Linked DNA regions of Homo sapiens: region 1 is linked to region 2. The links are chromatin contacts, found by Hi-C or POLR2A ChIA-PET in ENCODE. All regions are on one chromosome and are shown on one strand. Each heading gives the region's core, a stretch centred on a gene start or an enhancer-like site at or near the end of the contact. The rest is flanking DNA. Distances are from core to core; before and after follow the strand shown. Region 1 has its middle 190 kb from the start of CDKN2B. Region 2 overlaps CDKN2B-AS1 (CDKN2B and CDKN2A antisense cis and trans regulatory RNA 1).

What was found. A loop is a pair of places that touch in the nucleus more often than their neighbours do. ChIA-PET counts read pairs that join two places held with the same protein, here RNA polymerase II (POLR2A). Pooled maps may share reads with other maps.
Region 1: a pooled map shows a loop between it and region 2 (2.3-fold over the local background). The contact joins two enhancer-like sites. A Hi-C loop is called at or near these places in 8 of 50 pooled maps. POLR2A ChIA-PET finds 5 or more read pairs at or near these places in 2 of 52 experiments (OCI-LY7 and T-cell).

The regions. Positions count from the first base shown.
Region 1 is chr9:22,196,398-22,199,097 of GRCh38, forward strand. No RefSeq gene overlaps it. Among named protein-coding and RNA genes, the nearest start is that of CDKN2B, 190 kb to the left of the region's middle. RefSeq lists an enhancer at 959-1,018. Within about 2 kb of position 1,379, at least 2 of the 41 ENCODE cell types and tissues checked have a DNase peak (open chromatin) inside an H3K27ac peak, as active enhancers do.
Region 2 is chr9:22,102,735-22,105,434 of GRCh38, forward strand. The region is part of intron 14 of CDKN2B-AS1 (CDKN2B and CDKN2A antisense cis and trans regulatory RNA 1); the gene reads left to right. Among named protein-coding and RNA genes, the nearest start is that of CDKN2B, 95 kb to the left of the region's middle. RefSeq lists enhancers at 1-375, 154-1,353, 376-875. Within about 2 kb of position 1,442, at least 20 of the 41 ENCODE cell types and tissues checked have a DNase peak (open chromatin) inside an H3K27ac peak, as active enhancers do.

The sequences.
Region 1 (2,700 bases), core at 129-2,628, 94 kb after region 2:
CTTACACTCTCTTAGCTATGTCCCAGTTATTCTGGTATGTTTTATCTTTGTTCTCATTACTTACAAAGAACTTCTTCATTTCTGCCTTAATTTCATTATGTACCCAACAGGCATTCAGGAGCATATTATTTAATTTCCATGTAATTGTATTGTTTTGAGTGAATTTCTTAGTCTTGATTTTTAATTTGATTATGCTATGGTCTGAGAGACTTTGTAAATGATTTTAGTAGTTTGCATTTGCTCAGGAGTGTTTTATGTGCAATTATGTGATTGATTTTAGAGTCTGTACCATGTGACAATAAGAAAAACTTATAATCTATTGTTTTTGGGTGGAGAGTACTCCAGATGTGTATCAGGTCTATTTGATCTAGTGCTGAGTTCATGTCCTGAATATTTTTGTTAATTTTTTTGTCTGGATAATCTATCTAATAATGTCAGTACAGTGTTAAAGTCTCTTACTATTATTATGTGGGAGTATATGTCTCTTTGTCAATGGGGTTCTCTGCATTTCCTGAATTTGAATGTTGGCCTCTCTAGCAAGGTTGGAGAAATTATGTATAATGTCCTGAAATATTCTTTCCATGATTCGTTCCTGATATAGTTTGGTTGTGTCCCCACCCAAATCTCACCTTGAATTGTAATAATTCCCATGTGTCAAGGGTGGGGCCAGGTGGAGGAAATTGCATTAGGGGGGCAGTTTCCCTCCTATTGTTCTCATGGTAGTAAATAAGTCTCATAAGATCTGATGGTTTTATAAAAGGGAATTCCCCTGTACACCCTCTGTTGCCTGCCACCATTTAAGACAAGCTTTCGCTTCTCCTTTGCCTTCTGCCATGACTGTGAGGCCTCCCCAGCCATGTGGAACTGTGAGTCTATTTAGCCTCTTTTTCTCTATAAATTCCTCTGTCTGAAGTATGTCTTATACAGCATGAGAACTGACTAATACAGTAAATCGGTACTGGTAGAGTGGGGTGCTGCTGTAAAGATACCCAAAAATGTGGAAATGACTTTGGAACTGAGAAACAGGCAGAGGTTGGGTCAGTTTGGAGGGCTCAGAAGAGGACAGGAAGAAGTTTGAAGGGAAAGTTTGGATCTTCCTAGAGACTTGATGAATGGCTTTGACCAAAATGCTGACATTGATACATGGACAATAAAGTTCAGGTTGAGGTGGTCTCACATGGAGATGAAGACCTTGTTGGAAACTGGAATAAAAGTGACTCTTGCTATGTTTTAGCAAAGAGACTGGCATTTTGCCCCTGCCTTAGAGATTTGTGGAACTTTGAACTTGAGAGAAATGATTTAGGGTATCTGGTAGAAGAATTTTCTAAGCAGCAAAGCATTCAAGAGGTGACTTCGGTGCTGTTAAATGCATTGAGTTTTATGTATTCGCAGATTTATGCTTTGGAACTGAAACATGTTTAAAAGGGAAGCAGAGCACGAAAATTCAGAAAATGTACAGCCTGATGATGCAATAGAAAAGAAAAACCCGGTTGCTGAGGATAAATTCAAGCTGGCTTCAGAAGTTTGCATAAGTAATGAGAAGCCAAATGTTAATCACCAAGACAATAGGGAAAATGTCTCTAGGGCCTGCCAGAGGTCTTCCAGAAGCCCCTCCCATCACAGGCCTGGAGGCCTAGGAGAAAAAAGTGGTCTTGTGGGCTGGGCCCAGGACCTTGCTACATTGTGCATTCTCATGACTTGGTGCCCTGTGCCCTAGCCATGGCTAGAACTCAGGCCATTGATTCAGAAAGGGTGCATGACCCAAGCCTTGGTGGCCTTCATTTGGTATTGGGCTGTGGGCGCACAGAAGTCAAGAACTGAGATTTGGGAACCTCCACGTAGATTTCAGAGGATGTATGGACCTGGAACACACAGGTTCCAGAGGCAGTATGGAAACGTCTGGATGAACAGGCAGAAGTTTGCTGCAGGGGTTGGGCCCTCATGGAGAACCTCTGCTAGGACAGTGTGGAAGGGAAATGTGGAGCTGGCACCCCTACACAGATTCCCCACTGGGACACTGCCTAGTGGAGTTGTGAGAAAAGGGCCACCGTCCTCCAGACCCCAGAACGGTAGATCCACCAACACCTTACACCACGTACCTGGAAAAGCCACAGACACTCAATGCCAGCCTGTGAAAGCAGCTGAGAGGTGGGCTGTACCCTGCAAAGCCACAGGGGTGGAACTGCCCAAGAGGGCATGGGAGCTCACCTCTTGCATCAGCAGGACCTAGATATGAGACGTGGAGTAAAAGGAGATCATTTCAGAACTTTAAAATTTGGCTGCCCTGCTGGATTTTGGACTTGCATGAAGCCTGTAGTCCCCTCCTTTTGGCTGACTTCTCCCATTTGGAATGGGTGTATTTACCCAATGCTTGTATCCCCATTGTATCTAGGAAGTAACTAACTTGCTTTTGATTTTGCAGGATCATAGGTGGAAAGAACTTGCCTTGTCAGATGAGAATTTGGACTGTGGACTTTTGAGTTAATGCTGAAATGAGTTAAGATTTCAGGGAGCTGTTGGGAAAGCATGATTGTTTTTGAAATGTGAGAACATGAGATTTGGGAGGGGCTAGGTGTGGAATAATATGGTTTGGCTGTTTCCCCACCCAAATCTCACCTTGAAGTTTAATAATCCCCACATGTCATGGGAGGGACCTGGTAGAGATAATTGAATCATGGGAGTGGTTTCCCCCATACTGTT
Region 2 (2,700 bases), core at 192-2,691:
AGATTTTCTTTTCTGCTAAGTGAGGGCATGGTGCAGAGAGCAGGAAAGATGTGAAACTAGATAGCATACAAAAATAGGTGTTCATAGATCTGGGCCTAACAAGGGTGTGGCCAGCAACTCTGCCCTGCTTTATCAGCATTAGAAAGCCAGTCCTCTCAGAAAGTGCCCAGTTAGCTAAATTCATGAGATTATAGACTATTAAGGTGGAATGGACCTCAGAGATGGTCCTTGCTCTCATCTGAGGCTTCAGTTGGGCCAGTCAGAAATGTGGGAAAATTGAGGCAGGTCAAATAACCAGGAGTACAAACAAACACAATCTATCCAGAAAACTAGAAATCTTACTAGTGACTATTCACAGGTTACTTTCTGCATTCTGGGGTTTTCATTCTAGAACAGATGTGTGTGTGTGTGTGTGTGTGTGTGTGTGTGTGTGTGTGTGTGTGTGGTGCGTGAAGAGAGGGGAGGGGTGCCCAGAAAACCATACCCACTTTCCCACATATCCCAACTATGACTGGGCAATTATGTCATTATCACCACTGATATATAGCTGGAAGAGTTTAGTGTTGCCCTGCTAAGATCTGGATTTTCTTTTCTGGAGCTTGGCTATTGGGGCATTGAGAAGTCCAGCCAGGAGGTTGGTCAGAGGCTAACCCAAAAAGCTTTGCTTAACTCTGGGCTACAGCTGGGGGTTGCCAGAGAGAAGTGCCTGGCATTCCTGCATGCTGACATCAAGCTTCGAAGTTGCTGCCCTCTGGTGAGTCAGCAGCAAAGGCCCACATCGTTCGAGAATGCTGCCCAATCAGAAGATGTGATGCCACACCTCAGAAATCTTTCTAAACCTCAGCATTCTGTAGACTTCAAACAACTCCTCCTGAGAAAGAATGTAGAAATAATTAAATTTATAAGATTAAAGTTATAAAAAGCATAGAGCCTATAATAATAACAGCAATAAGATAAACTCCACATTTGCTTTTAAAACAATTTATTTGAGTAGACAGCCAACCCCCTGTATTGTACTCCTTTAAAAAATATTTTAGGCTTTTTAAATGCTGAGGCAAGGGGACATACCAAACACTAACAGGCACATTGGGGTTTTCTGGCTATTGAAATAAAAATGTCCTTACATAACACTGATGTACTGGAATAGCACTGCGTTCCAGTGACGGTTATTGCAACTCAGCCAGCATATCTGTAGCTTGTGAGCTTTTCTTATCAGAATTTTATCTATAAATATACATATACGTAAATTCTATTGTGAAATAAAAATAAAATGTAGAATCTTCTCATCTTTCTTATTAGTCAATATTGTGCTACTCTTTAATAATTTCTCTCAATTTTTTCATTAAGCAGATATTACTAGGGAAATATACATGAGGCAGAAGGCAAATTATTTGCTTAGTGCAATGCAAACTTGCTTAACAGGTAAGAGCAGAGTCCCTTCCATAGCATTGCCACCATATGGCATTGCCATATCGTGGAGGCCATAAAGAGGAATGACATTGTAAAGATTAACTGGATTTTACTTGGCAAGGTCAGGCACCTAGATGGCATGCTATAAAATGGTTAGAAGTGCAAAGGAAACCTGTAGCTAGAGGCCATGTGAGATTATGGAAGTGACTTTTCTTACAATCCTGCCATCTGGTTTGGATTGTCAGGATCAAAACATTTCACTTGCCCAAGTGAGGATGCTCTCTACATGGTTTTGGGGATGAGGGAGACTCAGAAATAATGTTTGTGGTACTGTAGCACCACTAGGAAAAGAGAAAAATTGGACCTGACATGAAGAAAAGCATGCAGCCAGCCACTAAGACTACTTCCCACAGGACTGGAAATCTCTACCACCGTACCTCTCCTACATGCTGGGTATAAGAAGTTAAAGGGAAGCCAGATTATATTTACCTACTCTTTCATTCATTCATTCACTCATTCATTTATTCATCCATTTACCATTTGTTTGTTTTTTGTTCATTTACTTATTTAATAAAAATTGTGTTTTGCATATTCTAGGTGCCAGGCATTGAAGAACCACTGTTATTGTTCTCAAATGACTGACAGTTTAGAGGAGAAAATGGAAGAATAAATAGACACTTGTGATGCAATATAATAGTGCTCTAATAAGAGCAACATATATTGAATACCACTGAATATTAAATACCAGGGACTTTGCTAGGAGCTATAAATTAATCTCCACAGTACATCTAAGATAGAAGTTTTATAATTACTCTCTTTAGGAGGAAATAGGGGTCTATAGAGGTTAAGTCTCACAGCCTGGAAGGAGTCAACAAAAAAATACTCAGCCTTAGGTATTCTGACTAGAAGCTTGGGTCCTTAACCACCTACTCACCAATTTGAAGAAAGATGATTGAAACTGCAACAGCTACACTGACTCTTGAAAGCAAAGTAACTCGTTAAATGAGGGTATGTGTATACTGGCTGGGATATTGTGGGCTCATGATGACTTGTAGGCCGAGGCAGCTGCACATATGAAGACTATGGAGGGTATATCATCAGCGGAAATGAAAGTGATTAGTGTTGGAGGTTTCAGTGCATATTCTGGTTTTCTATTACTGCATAACAAATCACCCTAAAATTTAGTGACTTAAATAAACATGATCATTTATTTAGCTCATGAATTTGCAAGTTGTGCAGCACTTGGGTGGGATAGCTCACCTTTCTTCCATGCAGTGTCTGCTGGGACTG